Linked DNA regions of Homo sapiens: all the other regions are linked to region 3. A link is a loop called in an ENCODE intact Hi-C map of the cell type or tissue named here. Cell type or tissue: PC-9. All regions are shown on one strand. Links, peaks and the distances in the headings refer to the core of each region. The heading gives the core; the rest is flanking DNA.

The links. Peaks named below come from ENCODE experiments on the same cell type or tissue, not always from the same donor. Only the 100,000 strongest peaks of a DNase experiment are listed, where the experiment ranks them.
Region 1: a loop joins it to region 3, with 5 times the contacts of the local background. A loop is called at or near these places in 38 of 110 quality-filtered maps.
Region 2: it touches region 3 in a loop (28-fold over the local background); 3 of 110 quality-filtered maps call a loop at or near these places.

The regions. Positions count from the first base shown.
Region 1 is chr1:115,108,827-115,115,480 of GRCh38, forward strand. No RefSeq gene overlaps it. Among named protein-coding and RNA genes, the nearest start is that of LINC01765, 13 kb to the left of the region's middle. In PC-9, for the core only: CTCF peaks have their summits at 4,147 (motif pointing left) and 4,348; DNase peaks (open chromatin) are centred at 5,415 and 5,765; H3K27ac peaks cover 1,389 bases.
Region 2 is chr1:115,460,607-115,467,260 of GRCh38, forward strand. No RefSeq gene overlaps it. Among named protein-coding and RNA genes, the nearest start is that of NGF, 130 kb to the left of the region's middle. In PC-9, for the core only: CTCF peaks have their summits at 1,089, 1,294, 2,943 and 3,147; no DNase peak of the experiment used is centred there.
Region 3 is chr1:115,059,235-115,065,888 of GRCh38, forward strand. TSPAN2 (tetraspanin 2) reads right to left here. Exons shown (of 8, transcript NM_005725.6): 3 at 2,901-2,998; 4 at 1,230-1,304. Among named protein-coding and RNA genes, the nearest start is that of TSPAN2, 27 kb to the right of the region's middle. RefSeq lists an enhancer at 3,098-3,621. In PC-9, for the core only: a CTCF peak has its summit at 3,077; DNase peaks (open chromatin) are centred at 2,378, 3,607 and 4,217; H3K4me3 peaks cover 3,453 bases; H3K27ac peaks cover 3,932 bases.

The DNA.
Region 1 (6,654 bases), core at 1,111-6,110, 50 kb after region 3:
ACATCACCCCAATTTCTTTGTGATTTTCCTGTGGGAACACCCCTCCCCCTTGGAAGCTGTTTTATCAAGGAACTGTCAGTTTAGGTGTGTTGTCTTCTGGCAAGAAATGAGCATGTGACCCAAGTGTGGCCCATTAGAGTCTGTCTCTGTGGAACTTGAATCTTGAGAAGAGTGACACAGGGCTTAAGAGTGCCTGGAGCACATTTGTCCTGAGGTGGTGTGTCTCAGTCCCCACCACCTGGATCTGCAGCAACTTTTTTCTTCCCATCCATCTCAAGGCCCAGTTGTTCAGCCTTTCTTTTGATGCTACAACATCTTCTTGAAGTAAATTATTTTTTTTTTTTCTAAAGTAAACCGGACTCTGTTACTGTTGCTTATAATCAAAGAAACTTGAAAAATCCATCCTCTACTCATTTTCTTCGTCCTTTTCTAGGCTTCTTCCCAACCTAAAGCTCTTTAGTGGTGTCTTAGTCATTTGGGCTGTTATAAAAAATACCATACAGTCAGTGCCTTATAAAAAACAGAAATTTATTTCTCATGGTTCTAGAGGCTGGAAAGTCCAAAATCCAGGTGCTGGCAGATTTATTGCATAGTGAGGGCCCACCTCCTGGTTCATTGATGACAGTCTTTTTGCTGTGTCCAAATGTGGAGGAAGGGGCAGAGGAGCCCTCCAGGCCTCTTTTTAAAAGGGCACTAATCCCATCACAACCCAGAACACTCATGACCTAATCAACCCCCAAAAACCTCCCTCCAAATACCATCACATTGAGATTAGGTTTCAGTATGTGAATTTTGAGGGACACAAACATTCGGATGACAGAAAGTGGCTTCACATTTCTATGAGAATAAGACCCAAGTCTCAACCACAATCTGTAAGGCCCAGCCCTATCCGGCTGTCTGGCCCATGGGGACCGCTCTGCCCACCCTCCCACCCTGACTTTTCCTTTGCTCCCTCTTCCACCCCACTCACCTTCTCTCATTTCTTTGGGTGCTCCCTGCTCTCTCATCACAGGGATTTCACAGCCGCACCCCTCTGCCTGCAGTGCTCTTGAGTCTGCCTTCCCATGCCCTCCACATGCCCTTGGCAGGGTTGATTAGGTTAGGGGCTTTCTTAATGCACCTGGTACTTCTGCATCATGGCACTCACCTCAATTTGTAATTGGATATCTACATGTTGATTATTTGATTATTGCTTATCTCCCTCAATAGACTATAAGCTTCATGAGGACATGTTTTTGTCCATGATTATATTCTGGTGATTGACCTAGATGTACATAGGAAAAGCCCAAAACATCTTTTAAATTTCTTTTTTTTTTTTCTTTTTAAGATGGAGTCTCACTCTGTCACCAGGCTGGAGTGCAGTGGCACTATCTCTGCTCACTTCAAGCTCCACCTACTGGGTTTGAGCGATTCTCCTCCCTCAGCCTCCGGAGTAGCTGGGGCTACAGGTGCATGCCACCATGCTGAGCTAAGTTTTGTATTTTTTGTAGAGACGGGGTTTCACCATGTTGGCCAGGATGGTCTCGATCTCTTGACCTCGTGATCTGCCCACCTCGGCCTCCCAAAGTGCTGGGATTACAGGTGTGAGCCACTGTGCCCAGCTTAAATTTCTTTATTATAGGTTCAGGGGTACATATGCAGGTTTGTTACATGGATATATTGTGTGATAGCGAGATTTGGGCTTCAATTGAACTTGTCACCCAAATAGTGAACATAGGACCCAATAGGTAGTTTTTAGACCCTTGCCCCCTGCCTCCCTCCTTCATTTTTAAAGTCCTCAGTGTCTGTTGTTCTCATCTTTGTGTCCATGTGTACCCAATGCCAAAAAATTTTTGTGGAATGAATACGTTTTAAAAAGTGAAGTCTGACCTTGTCAGACCACCTGAGAGATGAACCTGTGTTCCTAGCCTTCTTCTCACAATACGATTTCTGAGCTTCCTCTGCTCCCTTTAGGGCTCTGGTCTGCACTAGCATTTGATGGCTGGAATAGTTTAACAGCACACATAAGCATGGTTTTTGCTAACATGCTTTCCTACAGTTCTTCTTTCTCTGGCTTTCTATTGTACTCCTGTCTAATGTTGACCTCCTGCCACTTGATTATATTCTCCTACTGAGGCCTATTTTGTGATAGAATGGTTACATTCTTGAAAGCAGGAACTAGCGGGATAAAGGCTAACTCTTTTCCTGGTTCTGCCCCTTTGTAGCTGGGTGGACATTGGCTAATTCATTTAACTTCACTGAAACTTAATTTACTCATTTTAAAAATGGGGATGATATCTGTTCCACTAAATATAGCTGTCCCTTGATGTCCATGGTGGAGCAGCTACAGGACTGCCTGCAGATACCCCAGTCCACGGATGCTCAAGTCCCTTATGTAAAATGGTGTAGTATGTGCATATAACTTACACACATCTTCCCGTGTGCTTCAAATACTCTTTAGATTACTTAAAATACCTAATACAATGTAAATGTTATGTAAATAATTGTTATGCTGTATTGTTTAGGAAATGACAATAAGAAAAATGTTCAGTATAGACACATCCATTTTTTAAAAGAAAATATTTTAGATTCACAGTTCGTTGAACCTGTGAATGCAAAGAGATAATCAATGTCAAGGCACTTCAGAAAGTTGCTAAATTAATACATAATGTAAGAAGTATTTATTATTACTTTACACCTGAATGTTTGTGTCCCCCCCATTCATATGTTAAAATCGAAACCTCAAAGTTGATAGTATTAGGAGATGGGGCCTTTGGGAGGTTATTAGGTTATGGGGTGGGGCTCTCATGAATGGGATGAGTGCCCACATGAGAGAGGTCTGAAAGAAAACCCCTTCCCCTTCTACCATGTGAGGACACAGAAGGCACTATCCATGAACCAGAAAGCGGGCCCTCACCAGACATCGAATCTGCCAGCACCTTGATCTCGCACTTTCCAGCCTCCAGGACTTCGAGAAATAAATTTCTGTTGTTTAAAAGCTATACAGTTTACGGTATTTTGTTGTGAGCCGGAGTGTACTGAGAGGATACCTTTCTGATATTCATCATAAGATTTGGTTTCTGGTAGGCACTCTCCAAATGCTATATAGTGCTTTATTGTAGCTGCCCTTACTTCAGATAGTGAGTGAAATAAGATGTGCTACTAGTTACGCTGAGTACGTACCAAGAGCCAGGCACGGAGCTAAGGGCTTCGCATGTGATGCTTCCGTGGATCCTTGCAATATTATAAAACTGACGTTAGTTTTTCTCATTTGACTGAGGACAAAATGAGGCTAGAAGAGGTTAAGCGACTTATTCAAGGCCACATAGCTTACAAATTGGGGAGCTGGGATTCACGTACAAGCCACTGATTCCGAGGGCAGTGCTGTTCACCAGGGTCCACACGGCCGCCTTTACCCTGCACATCCTTTCCGGGGCGGGCCAAAAGTTATACTTTACTGAGGGCGTCCTATGTTCTGGGCACTAAGCAGGCTGATACACATACTTCCCCTCACTTAATGTTTACATATTATCATCATTTCACAAATGAGGAAACAGAAGCTTAGAGCGAAAAGCTGCACTGTTGCCCCCGGGTAGGATACAGAAAGCTGCAACAGGCCGCCACTGCTACTATTGCAATAATAGAGAAAAGTGGATCAATTGTGAAAATCCCATATTTAAAGACAATGGAGAGCAGTGGAAGCAACGAGCAGGACAACTGAACTAGAGAAGGAAGCATCCTTCCTAGGCCCTCATCCCACCTCACTTTCTTCCCTCTGGGCATTTGCCTATTCAGAGCTTGGGTGAGGGCTTGACCTAAGCCAGCGAGACTCTGAGGAGGGAGAGAGGAAACAGAGGTTGTAGCAGTTTCTCGGGAAAGGCATGACAGACTAGAAACCAGAGGAGCCCTAAAGGTAAGACAGGTTTTCCCCGAGGGACATTTGCTAAACTCTGGGATGCCGATAAGGAGGCTCAAACACATGGGATCTAACACTCACTAAATCTGGGGCTGAGTGCCCGCACCACAAGACAGTTTTGTTTTGAATTTCTTTCCTGGGGCCTGTCAAGCCCAAGAGATCAAATTTGCCCACCTTTTCCCTGGAACCTTTACATTCCTCAGCACCAATTGTCTGGATTTTTTGCGGCAGGTAGATTTTTCCCAGACATTGGCGCCCCCTGCTGTCAGACAGCAGCTTTGCAGGGACTTGGAGCCTGGCTCACAAACCATCGTAATGCTGATGGGGACAGAAAATAAAGGGTCGCTCGATGTCCGCAGGGTACTGCTGAGCCTGGTGGGCTGCTCAGGAAACCACAGGTCATCTGGAACGCCTCAGACTGCCCCAGCCCCACGCTGCTGCTGGCTGCTTCCCGGTGTCGGTGGCAGAGTCTGGGACCTTGGGAGCCTTTTACCGTGCTCCCAAGAATCAGGGGTTTAACCCCAATGGATGATGACTTCCAAAGTCTGAGATGGGCTAGTCTCACTGGTTTCTACCAGTGAGACTCGTCCTGAGTGTTAACTCTACCTGACTTGTCCTGAGTGTTAACTGTCCAGACTGGTAGATACCTGTGGCTTCAAGTCCCTGTCTGTAAAATGAAGTCAACGGTGCCCACTGCACAGGGCTGTTTGTGCGTTAAATGAGACAGTGTGTATGGAGGGCTTAGCATTGCCTGATATAGAGTTAGAGCTGGGTTACTAGTGAGAATAGCAGTGGAAATTCTTGTTGTTAGGGCCGCCCCCGCTCCATCTTCCTCAAGCTCCTCGAAGGGAGCTGCACTGGCCACCTCTTAGAAGTGGTGAGAGCTGGCCTGAATGCTCTGGGCCGTTCGGACATCCTCAGCCTTCCTTACAATGGGACAGCAGGAGTAGGATCCTGGTACTCAGGGCTGAGAAAGAGGAAGACCTGGGCTTGGGAGAGGAGACACCAGACAGTTCCCTGGACTTCAGCCTCCTTTCTGTGACTGGCTAGCATTAGCTGTTCTCAAACCTCAGGCCTGTGGAAGCTGAGTCGTCTTCCTAAGTAAATTGCTAAAACTGTCTCTGGAAAACTGTCTTTGTGAAGGCTGCATCTCAGTCTCACATTCAAGGATGAAACTCTGACTGCCCTAAATGGAGGAGTTGACAGAGCTAATGGAGAGCAGTGGTTAGATGACACAAGATTGTTCTTGACTTGGAGAACTGCTCTTCTGACTGCTTTGTGTGGGCGTCACATGCTGGCTGCTAGGGAATCCATGGGTGTGGGGGTGAAATGCTGTCTGGGGACTTTTTGGTGCCAGACTTCTGGGATGAGACAGCCTGGATGGGGGCCTCGGTCCTCCAGTTTCCTGGGGAGCTAAGACCTTTGGAATACGGGGCTTCAGCTCTGGATTGCACCCATTTCCTGGTTTGTAGTTTCCCTAGCTCTCAGGTCACCCAGTCACCAGCACCCTTAGCAGCAGTCTCACGGAGGTTTATTTCCTGGCAAGAAAGAAAACTTCTCATCCCTCTATTTTGAAAGCACACACCATTCCTTGGGTGCCCATCTGCACTCCCAGGTCTTGCCACCCACTCCCTCATGGGCCCTGCTGTGATCCTGTCCCACAGTGGGCCTTGCCTCACCTCTGGCTGGAGAGGTTGCAGCTGGTTGCCAAGCCCCTGGAATGCCCTCCCAGGGTCCCAGAGTCTGCTACCCACACAGAGATGGAGCCAGCAGCAGTGTGAGGCTGGGGCCGAGTCTGAGGCCTTCCAGGCGACCTGTGCTTTCCTGGGCAGCCTGCCAGGCCCCAGCAGCAGTCTGCAGACATTGAGTGAGCCTTTATTTCCTGTCCCCATCAGCACTATGACTCAGTTTGTGACTTTTTTACCTGCTCACCTATGTTACCTTAGGTTTGGGCCTTGTGACTTCGTTTTGTCCTAGGGTTGCCAGAAAAAATGCAAGATGTCCAGTTAAATTTGAATTTCAGATAGATAAGGAATCATTTTTTTTTTAAGTATGTCCCAAATATTGCATGAGTTATCCTCATCCTAAAAAGTGATTCCTTGTTTATCTGAAGTTCAAATTTAACTGACTGTCCTATATTTTTATTCACTAAATTTCTATTCACAGTTAACTGGGCATCCTATATTTTTATTCAGTAAACTTGGCAACCCTGTTCTCATCTCCCCCATCAGAGGGGGACTTCCTGAACTCAGGAACTTTCTGAACTTTCTCGGGGAGGCTTCCAGCCTGACTGCAGGGACTTAACCCCACTGTTTAGAAGAATCATAATGGATGATTTCTTCCTCAGACTGGGAGATCCTTGAAGGTAGGACTTGTGTCCCCCTCCCACTGCCACACCTTAGATGCTCGAACTAGGGCCAAGGGGCTCAGCACCTTGTGAACGAGGTAGGTCCCCTCGGGGCTAAAACCACAGGGACCTTGGTGCTGTTTGCCTGCTCAAGGGACCATATTTCCTGAAATGGCACAGGGCTGGTGAGCGGCAGGGAGCCTTGAGAGGAGATTCCCTGGGATCACATGTCCTGTGACAGCTGCTGGGCTGGGGAATGTGCTCTGAGCTAGGTGGGCTTCCTGTGGGGGCCTCATGTCATTTTACCAGATACAGAGGTGCATTTTACCCTTTCTGCCACATATGGTATGAGATAATGGGCAGGCCTGGACCCTGTTTTCTCTGCCCGATGGCCTATCAATTTCTTGCCTCA
Region 2 (6,654 bases), core at 797-5,796, 400 kb after region 3:
CAAGAGTTGAACTCCCACATTCCAACTCTAAATGCTATCATTTTCCAACACACCACAGTCTCTTCTTCTTCGCCAGCCCCACCCTTTTAAGCACCTCTGGTGGCAGAGCCAACCCTTTCCCTGAGCGATTTGTTTTGGGAAGCAGGCGTGGCAGCCAGCATAACTCTCCCTAGCTCCTCTCCAGACTCCTTCCATGACAGCAGAGGTGGATCCCCTGTCGCCAGAGCAGGCCTTCCTGCCTCAAGCCTCATGTGGCAGTCAGGCACCTAGCTCCTGCCCCCCTACCTAGTTACACCCCTGCATTCTTCTCCCTCTGTCACCAGCTTCCTGGGGGCAAGGCTTGGTCGCAGGGGGTGAGGGACATTGAGTCGGAGGAGAGCTAGTGTGCCCTTCCTCACCTTTAGTGCCTCCTTCCATTTTAAAAGACATCAGAGTCCAACATGGCCCCATCCTTGGCTCAGAGAGGGGATCCTGTGGCAGAGGTTGCTTTTGGTTGTTGACAGAGCCAGGACATAATGAATAGCCCCGACTTTTGCCACGCTTTAAGGTTTTGTTTTTCTATGGTTTCTCTAATGTCAATCCAATATGGTCTTAACAACTGTCCCTTCAACACATTATCTTCATAAAATGTTTAAAAAAGTCACTTTGACACATTTGTGCCTGTCTTCTCTCTAAGTCCCTTAAAAGAATTAGGGAATAAAGGAATAACAAATATATTTCTTAAATAGCAAAGGAATAATAAAAATATAAACTCTCATGGACAAAGAGAAGGAAAAGAAAACCATTGCTCAGTAGAGCTGACAAAGGGTTCTACGAAGGGGACATGATGATCTCACCCCTAGGACCAAGTCTTGGGACTTGCATGTGTCTGGTAGAACTGAAGCCTGCATGAAAACAGGAGACTGGCTGGAAATGTGTACATAGAGGAGTTAGACCTCCTGGGTCCCCTCTCAGTCAGCACAGCCAGGCTGTCATGCCACCCCGCAAAGAAGAGGCTGGAGGCTTCCTCTCTTGAGGATCGCAGTAGACATTCCAATCGTGGGGATGCCAAATACAGTCACCCAACTGGCCGTGGCAAGTCACAGTCTTGTCAAGGCCTGCTGGTGGAAAGGAGACATGTCACCCTCCCTGGATTCATAACTGACTGTCCACCAGCAGAGGGGTGAGGTGAGCCAAGATGAGATTCTGGGCTGGACACTGACTACCCGGGCAGCTATACCCACATGTGACACAGGTTGTGAAGCAGGGAGATTCATGTGCTGCCTCTGCCACTTACCTGTTAGGAGTTAGAACACAAGATTTACCCTCTAAGGTCTTGGTTTCCCTGTGTTGTGGAGATTCACGTCTTCCAGGGCTGACGTGGACAATGGGAGAAGATGCTCCTCCTGCAGGCGTGTGCTTCTTTGCCTTGGGCCCTGTCTCCTGACTGACTGCTGTCATCATTGGACCTCCGGTTCCTACCATGTCATTGATAAAAGACGTTCTCTCTGGACTCACATATTTCCTCTACCCTCACCTCCCTACAATTCTGCTGGATGACAGCATGTGGACGTTGACCTGCCAGCACGCTAGCCCCGAAGTTTCTTGAGCGCGTTCCTTCCAGTGGCCTTCACCCCCACTCCACTTCCACCATTCACTCCCTTGTCCTTCTCTGGAAGGTCATCACTCATAACTGTTCCACTTCCAAAAAGACTATCTCAATATCCCACTCTTGCTCCACCAGCTCCTTGCTTTCCTGCAAGGTGGTTCAGCTTTTCTCACCACCATTATTCTTTCTTCTCTCCCCTCTGTAGTCCTCCCTGCTTGCTCTGAGAGCATCCATCCTGTCCTATCTTGACTTCTCTCCTGTATCCAGCTTATATTCCACAGTCCATCATTCAGTAACATTTTTTTTTTTTTGCCAAGACTATAAATTCCTTGGTCCCTCATACTTAATCACCACGTTTGACAAAACCTCAGCCCTGGATGAAGCCAGTCACACTTGTCTCCACATCTGTATCCAAGCAGCTGAGCACTTAGTGGTAGTAGAGGAAGTCGGAGAACAGGGCAGATTGGCTTCCTCTAAAGTCATGATCTCCAGTCATTATATATGCTCTTAATTCCTCCCAGAAACCCTCTTGGTTTCCCTTGTCATCTCCTTCCTGCTTTCTGTAATTATTTCAAACCTTCTCCATTTTTCTCATGCCTTCAAACTTCTTCTCATCTGCGGCTCGCAGCAAAGGTCTTTGTTTCCTGCTTGTCAGAAAATATAAGAGCCACTAGACAGGAAGTCCCTCAGCTTCTAATAGCAAGAACATAAATTACTGACACCTGCATACATCCTGACTTCCTCTTCCTGCTCCAGTGGAGGGGCTGCCTGCCCCCCAGCTTGTCCTACTCTTTGCACTCCTACCCTCTCGGGAATCTTACTGTATTGATTATCCTTTCCTCTTGACTGAGTCTTTTCTAAGCCTTTAAATATATGCAGCACCTCCCATTATTAAAAACGAAGAGAGAAAACAGAAGGAAAAGATGGAAAGAGGGAAGAGAAGGAAAGAAGGATGAAAGGAAAGAAGGAAGGAAGGAAGGGAGGGAGGGAGAGAGGGAGGGAGGAAGGAAGGAAGGAAGGAAGGAAGGAAGGAAGGAAGGAAGGAAGGAAGGGGGCAAAATAGAAGGAAAGGAGGAAGAGGAAGAAGAGGGAAAGAGAAAACCTCTCACCTGGTCCTCATTTCTCCCTAGTTATCTCCTTCTTTCCCCTCCTTTACAGCCCCAATTCTCAAAATACCTATCTTCATCTTCTGGCCCCCAGTGGCTCAATCCATCCCTGTCTGGATTCCCACCCCTCTGCTCCACCAAAATACCCCCTATCAACAGCACCAAGGGCTGCATGTCTATTTTTAGTTCATGTCTTACCTGACCTTGCAGCCACAGCCACCATTGCTCCTCACTCTCCTGTGGCTTCAGGGACACCTGCTGGTTTCCTCTGGCCACTCCCTTTTGAGCTCCTCCACAGAATTTTTCTCCACTCATAGCCTATTAAAGCTTGGAGTCCTGGACCTTCTTGTTCTATACTTTCTCCCTGGCTAATTTTATTCATACCTACAGTATTAATTATCAATTGCAAATAATGCATAAATCTGTCACCCAGATCCATATGTCCACCTACCATTTGACATCATCCCTGGAATATCTTATAAGAACTTTATGTTCCACAGGTTCTCAAACTCATGATCTCCTCAACCTCTCTTCCTTTTCTGGAACCTGTTTCTCTTCCACTGCACCCTATGCATCACTAGCCATCCAAAAACTTCCCTCTCCTTCACTCCCTATGTCCCATTCATCACCAAGTCCTGTGAATTTTATTTCCTATATTTCTCTCAATTCGATCTAATCTCCATCTCTAGCATAACTATTTACCACAGTCCAAGCTTCCATTTTAACTTTCAAGTTCAAATGCTGTGGCACCCCAACTAGTTTATGCTAGACTATTCTAGGCCTATTCGGATCCTTTTCTAGTCCATATTGCAGTCAGAGTTACCTTTGCAAAACACCTCTAATTACATCATCCCCTGTATAACCCATCAATAGCTTCCCACTGATTTTAGAGCAAACATAGAACTATTTAATATGAGGCTTAAGTGCCTCTATGGTTTAACACTCAAGTCAGCCATGTAGTGAGTTCTGGGTCACATGGCCTAAATTCACAGCCAGGCTCTACCACTATTGCCAGTGTGACACTGGTCAACTTATTTTCTGAATCTCCCCATATCTCAGTTTTCTTACCTGTAAAATGATAATATTGGTTGCTAATAATGGTATCTATGTCATAAGGTTGTGGCAATCCCATTACTGGGTATATACCCAAAAGAATATAAATCACTCTATTATAAAGATACATGCACACATATGTTCATTGCAGCACTATTCACAATAGCAAAGACATGGAATCAATCCAAACACCCATCAATGATAGACTGGTTAAAGAAAATGTGGTACATATATACTATGGAGTACTGAGCAGCCATAAAAAGGAATGAGAGCATGTCCTTTGCAGGGACATGGATGGAGCTGGAAGACATTATTCTCAGCAAACTAATGCAGGAACAGAAAACCAAACACGACATGTTGTCAGTTTTAAGTGGGAGCTGAACGATGAGAACATGTGAACATATGATGGGGAACATCCACACTGGGGCCTGTGAGGGGGTCATGGAGGCAGGGAGAACATCAAGAAGAATAGCTAATGGATGCTGGGCTTAATACCTAGATGATGGGTTGATCTGTGCAGCAAACCACCATGGCACACATTTACCTACGTAACAGCCCTGCACATCCTGCGCATGTACCCAGGAACTTAAAGTAAAAATTGATGAAAAAAATAAAGATAAATGTGTTAAGCAATTAGAGTGGTGCCTGCCACACAGCAAGCACTCAGTAGGCCTCAGCCCTCATCACCCCTGCCTCCCCAGCCTCATCTCTCCCCTCACATCCACTCATCAGTCTATTTTAGCTGGGTTGGCTCCCTCTTGGGCCCTCGTTCTCACCACACTCCCTCTCTCCACATGGCTTTTGCATGTGCCATTCCCTTTGGGCCTCTATTTCCTTCCCTGGAAGAAGGCACCATCCTGGAGGCACAGAACTCAGCACGCTAGAGTAATTGACCTGAAAGGCACCTTAGGAGCCACCTAGCCATCTCCTCATTATACAGATTGGGAAACTGAGGCCCAGAGTGGGGAAGGGACAGGTCCAGTGTCACACAGCAAGTTCACACTAGAGCCAGGACTAGAACTCAGGTCCCTGACATTGATCCCAGAACTCTTTGCGCTGCCCATCACAGCTCACTAGTTCACTCGCTTCATAAATATTAAGCCTCACTTTGTGCTGGACCACAGGCAGATGTACACATACAGAAATAACTCTGATTCAAGGACAGTTGAGGCCAGAGCTTTTGAAAAAGGGTTTATATCCGGGCTGTGGGAGCCCACCACAGAGAGCAGTCAATGCCAGGCTGACTCAGGCCTGCTCATGGGGGAGGTGGGAGGTAATGATATCAGAAGTGGGCCCTGAAGAAGGAGCAGGGTAAAGCTGGGAGAGGGCATCTCAGGCTTAACAAATATTACACATTCTGAGACTTATGGGATGGATGTGTGTTGGGGTAGCTTCCCTAGACTAGTTGGAAACCTGCGGGGAAAAGGGAAAGTGGCAGAGAGAAGAGATCCAAAGGGGAATTGGGGCCAAGCAAAAGGAGGAGCTGGAAGACCAGCTGCCCTGCCTCACTATTCTGCAGAAGCCTCCCCAACTCCCCAAGGGCTGCCTTTCCTCCCTCACTTACTAGGTCAAGTGAGGATGGACATAGCACCTTCTATCTCACTCCCAGCTCCCCTCTTTCAGAAAGTTACCAGGTGCCTCTTCCCCAGCCAGGCTGTGGTGGACTTTCCCATCAATAGCCACTGCTAACAGAAGCTTGGAGGGGGGCAGCATTGAGAGCCCTGGGTCTGACTCTGTCAGGAAACAAGCCTGGAGGGTTCACCCGTGCTCTGGATGTAATCAGGATGTAACGCGGGGGAAGCCAGTCAGGAGCAAAGCCAAGGTTAATACCAAGGATGGAGCTTCAAGGAGTTAGAAGGCAGGGTCCGGGCTGGGGGGCTGGAAACCTAGGTTCAGTGCCTTCCCAGCCCTCACTATCCCTAGGCAGTGCTGTTCCTCATGAGCCTCTGCCCCTGTGGCAGCCCACAGCCAGGCTAAGACAGGGCTGGGGACAGCATTCCTCTCCCACAGCCCTCCTTCCTCCCTGGTTCTGGTCTGAAAACCCAGTCACCCTTCACTCACCTAGCTAGGTACCAAGGGTAGGACTTATTACCGAGTGCCCTGCCATCTGCCCCAAGGTAGTAAATGAGGGCAGAGGAAAATTGCAACCTCCCCATGTTAAATGTGTAAAAGGAAAAAGACTCTGAGGCCACAAGGCTTGAGCGGATCACAGGGAGCAAGCACCAGACTGAGGGGAGGCATGGAGCAGTGGAGGAGGAGACTCCTTGCTGGGGACTCCTGCTGGAGCTCTGCGGCCCCTGCACCTTCAGTCCCAATGCAGACACTGGTGCCTTCAGACCAGCCAGAGATGGGGTGGCAGGGGTACAAGTGTTCCCACCTTCCTAACATCCCCAGTTTTTGGATATGTGATGTCATCCAATCCTCATGACCCAGACAAGGAGGATCCCATTCCAAAAGGTCAAGTGCCAAAGTCACACAGCAAATAGATCGGTGGCACATAGGTAGGCCTAATAGCTGTGTCTTTTGATTCCTGCCTGGAGGCCCTGCTAGGCACCCCTTGCTAGGCATTGTGGGAAACTCAGAGATGTTTGAGACATGCCCCTTGCCCTCAAGGAGTTTGCAGCTTAGCTAGTAAAAAGGGCACGCTTAAGATGGTAGCATCCACTCCTGCCTGTGAGAGCCTCCAGCCTGCCAGCCTGCCCTATGGATTTTGGGTTTGTCAACACCCACATGTCACAAGCCAATTTCTTGAAACAAAAAAAAAAAAAAGAGAGAAGAAAGAAAGAAAAGGAGGTGGGGCATGGGCACAGTTAGCTCTACCAGAGAAACAGCACAATACAGTGGTTAAAAGTAAGGCTTGTAGAGTTCAATGTTCTTGGTTTAAACGTCATTCCACTAGCAGAACTA
Region 3 (6,654 bases), core at 624-5,623:
ACTCATGTAACCAAACACCACCTGTTCCCCACAAAACCTGTAGAAATAAAAAAAAATACTGCCTTTCCATAGGTATTTTAGGATAATTCAGCAACATATGGAGAAGATTATAGTTTCTGGAGTTTCTAAGATGCTTTTGAGGATGGAAGGACAGACTAACCAGAACAGTTTTCATGGACTAGAAAGATTTCTGACAGTTCCCAAGCCCAACTGGGCTTCAGCATCAACTGGGCCCCAGATTCCTGGGCTCCATCCAGATGATTTGGATGCATAGCTAGGATCCGGACTTATACATTCCTGTTACCCCATTGGTTAAAAGCATTCAAATCTTTTTATGACGTGGTTTAAAAGGTATTCATCACCAAGGAAAACTTTCTACATTCAGATATCATATAAAGCTTAGAGAATGCTTTTTCTAGTATAAAAGCTTGTGATTTCAAATCCACAGATATCTCAACAGGTCCTAAGATTCCATTCTACTTCTGTATGTAGCTGAATTTAAACTAACCTATGAACACAGCCAGTTACTTTAGAAAAATTCAAAAGGAGGTGACATTTACTATTCTACATGTTTACTGTTTTATAGTCTAAAATAAGTTCAGAAACATAATATTAATGACACAAGAGTTAATGTGAAATACACCAAACTTAAGTTTCCATTCTTCCTCCTTTTCCATTCCATTCTCTTCTATCCCACAGTGTGTTTTACAGAGGAAGAAAGGCTACTTCCTCTGTGTGTCCCCCCGATAACCTATTCTGGACACCTAGAGTTGGGCAGCAAATATAAACTGGCTTCACTAGCCCACAGCAGTGTAGGCTCTGCTCTTTGAGAATGAAATGGACCCATCCAGGCCAATCCTTAAGGACAAATGGCAGTCTGACAGGGGATGAGAATCTAGATTCTTTCTCAAGTCTGTACTCTAACTGTTACCCCATTTCACAATGGGGAAGAATCTTAAATTAGAGATCCTTTTTTTTTTGGTTTTATTATAGACCACTTCATAAGTCTAATGGAAGAGATGAACTATCTCCCCAGAAAAATGTGAGCATGTATATATGCCTGCACACTCATATACATATATGCTCAGTTCTGCACACCACTTCTAAGTTAAAAAGTTCTGTTTAAACTATAATAATGGGGATTATTTGGTTTCTTAACACTATTGTGGGTATCAATATTCTAACACTTTTAACCATCATAGAAAAACATTATAAGTAATTTTACTTACTACCCCCTTGCCTATAAAAGCAAATACTCCAGTGGTTACTTCAGCAGCAAATATCACCAGGAGGCAGGTAAAAAACTGTAGAGGAGAGAAAATACTAATTTCATTAATTTAATACCTTTTCAATTTATATATTTTGCACCTTAGTTTCCTTATGTAATGGCTGAATCGCTTTCATGTGGTTCATTCATTCATTCATTCATTCAGCAATTGTTTATTAGGCATTTATTCTGCACCAGGTACTGTCCTTGGTGCTGACTATTCAGTGGTGAACAAGATAATATCCAAATGTCTCTGTTATCACGGACCTTGGATTGGACAGAGGAATATACGATAACTGTGTAAAGAAGTTAAAAAGTGAATAAGATAAGTTCAGGTAGTGATGTAAAAATCCCACCACCTAGAACACCACCTGGCACCTACGTGCTTAGTAAATACTTGACGAACACAAAAGACCTAGAAAGATATAAAATAAGGTCAGGAGAGGGAGCATCACTGATGCGGCCTGGGCATGGGGAAGGGGGTGACTGGAGATTCTGTGGTCTGGAAAGGCTTCTTTGAGGAGATGAGGTGAGGGGTGTCCTTCTGGATGGATTTCTGTTCTGGTCTATGGATTTGCTCTGATCAAACTAAGTTCAGTGATAAACAAGACAGAAATGTGCTCAACAGTAGGAGAAAGAGAAGGAATGAATGGCAAAGAAATAAGTCAGACATTTCACATAGCAAGAGATCAGAGGCTACGGCCAGAGTTAAAAATCCAAATATCACAATAAGTAATGAGAGATGAGAGGCTGCCTATTAAAACTGCTGTTTCTGACTCCCTGTGGAGAAATATCAACACTTTCTCTCCTCCTGCCCCTCTTCTTCCTTTCTGTTTCTCTCAGGCTACACTGACATAGAATGTATAGCAGTTAATTGAAATTATTTGATTTTTGTTTTAAACAGAGGTTGCTTGTTAAAATAAGCCACAAGAGGGATTTTGGTTAAGTTATTGATCTCAAACATAAATGTTTTCCTTGTAGATAACAGCACTTCCCTGGCTATAGAAACCTTTTAGCTGCCTCACCCACTGTGAAATATTTTTTTTTAAAGAACAATCATAGTCACCCCTTACAATTACTAAGTACTTTTACTCCCAAAACATCTTTACACCAATGACGTCATTTCTTTTCACACTTCCCATATAAGGCAGGAACAAAGATAATATTTTTTTTCTTTTTTCTTTTTTCAAGACAAGGTTTTGCTCTGTCGCCCAGGTTGGAGTGCAGTGGTACAGTCATGGCTCACTGCAGCCTCCCAACTCCTGGTCTTAAGTGATCCTCCTGCCTCAGCCTCCTGAGTAGCTGGGACCACAGGTGTGTGCCATCACACCCGGTAGAGACTAGGTCTCCCTGTGTTGCCCAAGCTAGTCTTAAACTCCTGGGCTCCAGAGATCCTCCTGCCTCAGCCTCCCAAAGTGCTGGGATTACAGGCGTGAGTCATGGCACCCGGCCCTAGTTAGTATTATTCATATATAAGAGATGGAGAAACCAAGACTGAGGGAGGAAAAGTGCATGCCAAGGGCTCAGAGAGTCCACGGAGGAGCTGGAGCCAGGGGCCAGAGGCACTGACTCCCTTCAGATGCAGGCCGCTCCCTCACCCCCACCCCACCATTTACCCCCTCGCCCCACTTACTGATCCAAGCACACATTGCGACTCCCGCATGGCTCCGCAGCACCCGAAGAACCCCACGGCCATCATCAGGGCCCCGGCTCCAACCAGAACATACAGCCCTGTGGGGAAGAGGTCAGAGGAGACCACTGAGAGCCAACCGAGTGCCTCCACGACCAACTAGGCTTAAGACTCTGGGCACTGCAGAGCATTCTAATAGTACCAAAAGGAGGTGCTATTCTTACTGCCATGTTTGACACGGAGGAACTGGGCCCCAAAAGGTAAAGCGATTTGCTTAAGGTCATAGAGCTGGTGTTTGGCAGAGCCGGGAGAAAAATAGCCATGAGCCTCAAAAGCCTGCCCAACACTCCGACTCTGTCTTGCATCTCTAGTGATGGAGGCAGCCATCATTCAGGTGGGGATTTCACTTACTGCTTAGGCAAGCCCCACGTACAGTTCTTACAGAGAAAGAAAAGGACAGAAATGCTCTGGTTCTGAGAGAACTAAAGCCAAGCCTTTTTGTATTTCCTTCTCTGATCCTGAGATAAGTTAGAATACAATATGGGACTTGGCACTTGTCTTACTTGGAATCATGTTAATGGTCTCTATTTCATTTTTTGCATTTTACTCATATGAGTCACCTGGAAACCACTCCCATTAATAGGGAGGGTGGGGGCTGGTGCCCCGCCTCTGTGGGGAACCCCTGGGCCTGGCATTCAGGGTGCTTCCTGGGGCGCCTCTGGGTTGCTGATGGTGGTTTGCGGGCAGATCTGGCAGTTTACAGACCTAGTAGGAGCCACAGGCGAGGCTGCTCTGCTTCCTGCCCCACCCGGACCTGGCCTCAGCGTTCTTTTCAGGGCCCTGAGGCCTTGCTGCTCTGCAGTCCTGAGGTGGGTATTTATTTCCTGCTGTTCTAGCTCTACCACCTCCTCCCTTTCCCTTTTCTCTAAAAGAATAATTTCATGAGGGAATGGATGTGGTAATGTGAGAAATGATATCATATTAAAAATAATAGTGTTGTTGGCCCCACTACCTCAACACTTTATTGTTTTAAAAATGTCTTTCACCAAAGGTCTAATATCCAGAATCTGTAAGGAACTTAAACAAATCAACAAGCAAAAGGCAAATAACTCCATTAAAAAGTGGGCAAAAGACATAAACAGACAATTCTCCAAAGAAGACATGCAAGCGAGCAACAAACATGAAATAATGCTCGTCATCTCTAATCATCAGAGAAATGCAAATCAAAACCACAATGAGATACCATCTCATACCAGTCAGAATGGCTTTTGTTAAAAAGTCAAAAATAACAGATGTTGGCAAGGCTGGGAGTAAAGGGGACACTTTATACAATGTTGCGAATGTAAATCAGTACAGCCACTGCAGAAGGCAGTTTGGAGATGACTCAAACAACTGAGTTGAACTACCACTCGACCCGGCAATCCCATTGCTGGGTAAATACCTAAAGGAAAATAAGTCATTCTGTCAAAAGGGTACATGTTCACTGCAGCACTATTCACAACGGCAAAGGTATGGAATCAACCCAGGTGCCCATCAATGGTAGATAGGATAAAGAAAATGTGGTACATATACACCATGGAATACTATGCAGCCATAAAAAAGAACAAAATCATGCCCTTTGCAGCAACATGAATGCAGCTGGAGGCCATTATCCTAAGCAAACTATCACAGGAACAGAACATCAAATACCGCATGTTCTCACTTATAAGTAGGAGCTAAATATTGGGTACACATGGACATAAAGATGGGAATGATAGATACTGGGGACTACTAGAGGGGCACAGGTGTTGAAAAACTAACTATTGGATACTATATTCATTACCTCAGTGACAGGTTCAGTCATACCCCCAATCTCGGCATCACTCAATGTACCTTTGTAACAAACCTGCCCATGTACCCCCTGATTCTAAAATGAAAGTTGAAAAAGAAAAAAAAAAGTCATTCACTGTGTTGCAATGTTTTCAAAGCTCTCACTTCCATCATCTTATTGGCTTCTCAAAACAACGTGGTTAGGTAAGCAAGGACTATTATTTCTGTTTTACAAATGGAGGTCTGAGAGTCAAGATGGCTGTAGGCAGGATGCCCTGGCCTGCAGCCCCAATTCCCATCCCACACTTCTATTTGACCACCCCACAGAAGCGAGCTGAATGCAGGGCGGCAGCAACAACACCATATTCAGTTCCTTCATGGAATGTCTCCTGGTGGACCCCCTTGCTGCAGAACATGCCCATTGCCTCTCATTGCTACTGCCACAATTGCTACATGATGCCGTTTGCAGATCTATCATGAAGTCACAGCCTACAGAACAGTTTCCCCCAAAATCTTTATCCATCCTATGCTCCAGCCACCTGGGAATTCACCATGATCTGGCTGTGTCCTGCTCTTTTCCATTTTGTGCTTTTGCAGGTTCTCATATTAGTCTCTCATTATAGATTTCAAGTTGACAAACCTTATTCATCCTCTCTAGAACATGCCCTGCACAAGGCAGAATTCTTAGTCAGTGTGCATTGGATTAGTAGATAAGACAGAGAAAATCAAATCAGTTCCAGGCTTGCTGGCTGTCATCACCCATCTTTGCTTAGAGATATATGCTGGAAACAGGTCTCAGCAAACATCCACAAAGCAACTACATAGCTGTGCTCTCCAAAGCCAAGCACATGAGGATGGTTGCTTCGCACCCCGAGACACCCTGGAATATGTGAAAGAGGGAGGCTCGTGAGGAGGCAGGAGGCTCACTGGACAGGGGCACAGAGGTTTGAGGAGGCCAGAGTTGTTCCCCACTGTAAATGAAACTGTCTGCTCCCTCAGGCAACAATCCTTATCCTTCTGAAATAATGAGCTTTTCAGGAAAGTGTGCTTTTTTGAACAATATTTCATTCTTAGGCTATCAGAATCCCAGAGCTCACGGCAAAAACAACCTGAAGCTGCCCTAGCAGCTTCAACTTTGAGGCCACTTCTCAGCCAGCCTCTGTTTTGTATGTGTGGGCCCGTGACTCAGCCCAGCTCCAAATGAACATTGCTTGCTGAAGCTGAAGGGAAAAGCAGAAGAAATTCTACAAGAGGAAAGGTTCCCTGGGCGTGCCGGATCCAGTTCCAAATCTGGCTCTAATACTCCGCATGCCATAAGGCCACCTGTGGCTTCCAAGGATACTTTATCCTTCTTATGGTCTGACCCTCAAAAAATAGCTGCTGAATGTAATAATTAATTTACAGCCACATTTTAAATTCCAAGATGGTTACTGTAGAGCCTTCTCCTTCCCACAGGAGCAGGTGTGACAAACATACGACCTACTTCCCAAAGCCCTCATGCTTTCCGAGTCCTATTGCCTTTGATTTGAAAAATAGAAAACATTTTGAAATTACATTTTCATCATGAATAGCTGGCCTTTGGGATGCCAGTGATCTCTGTGACATGCTACCACAAGTACTTTCCCTGGGACACCTTCATTTTTAAAAATTTAAAAAGTATTTAAAATTATTTATTAATATCTTACTGATACATAATAGTTGTACACATTTTGGGGGTACATATGCTATTTCAATGCATGTATACAATGTGTAAGGATCAAATCAGTGTCACTGAGATATCCATCACCTCAAACATTTATCTTTGTGTTGGGAAGTTACAATTCTTCTCACCTAGCTACTTTGAAATATATAAAAATTATTGCTAAATATAATTTTCCTACTGTTCTATAGAATACAAGAATTTCTTCCTTCTATTTAACTGTATTTTTGTACCCATTAAGCAGCTTCT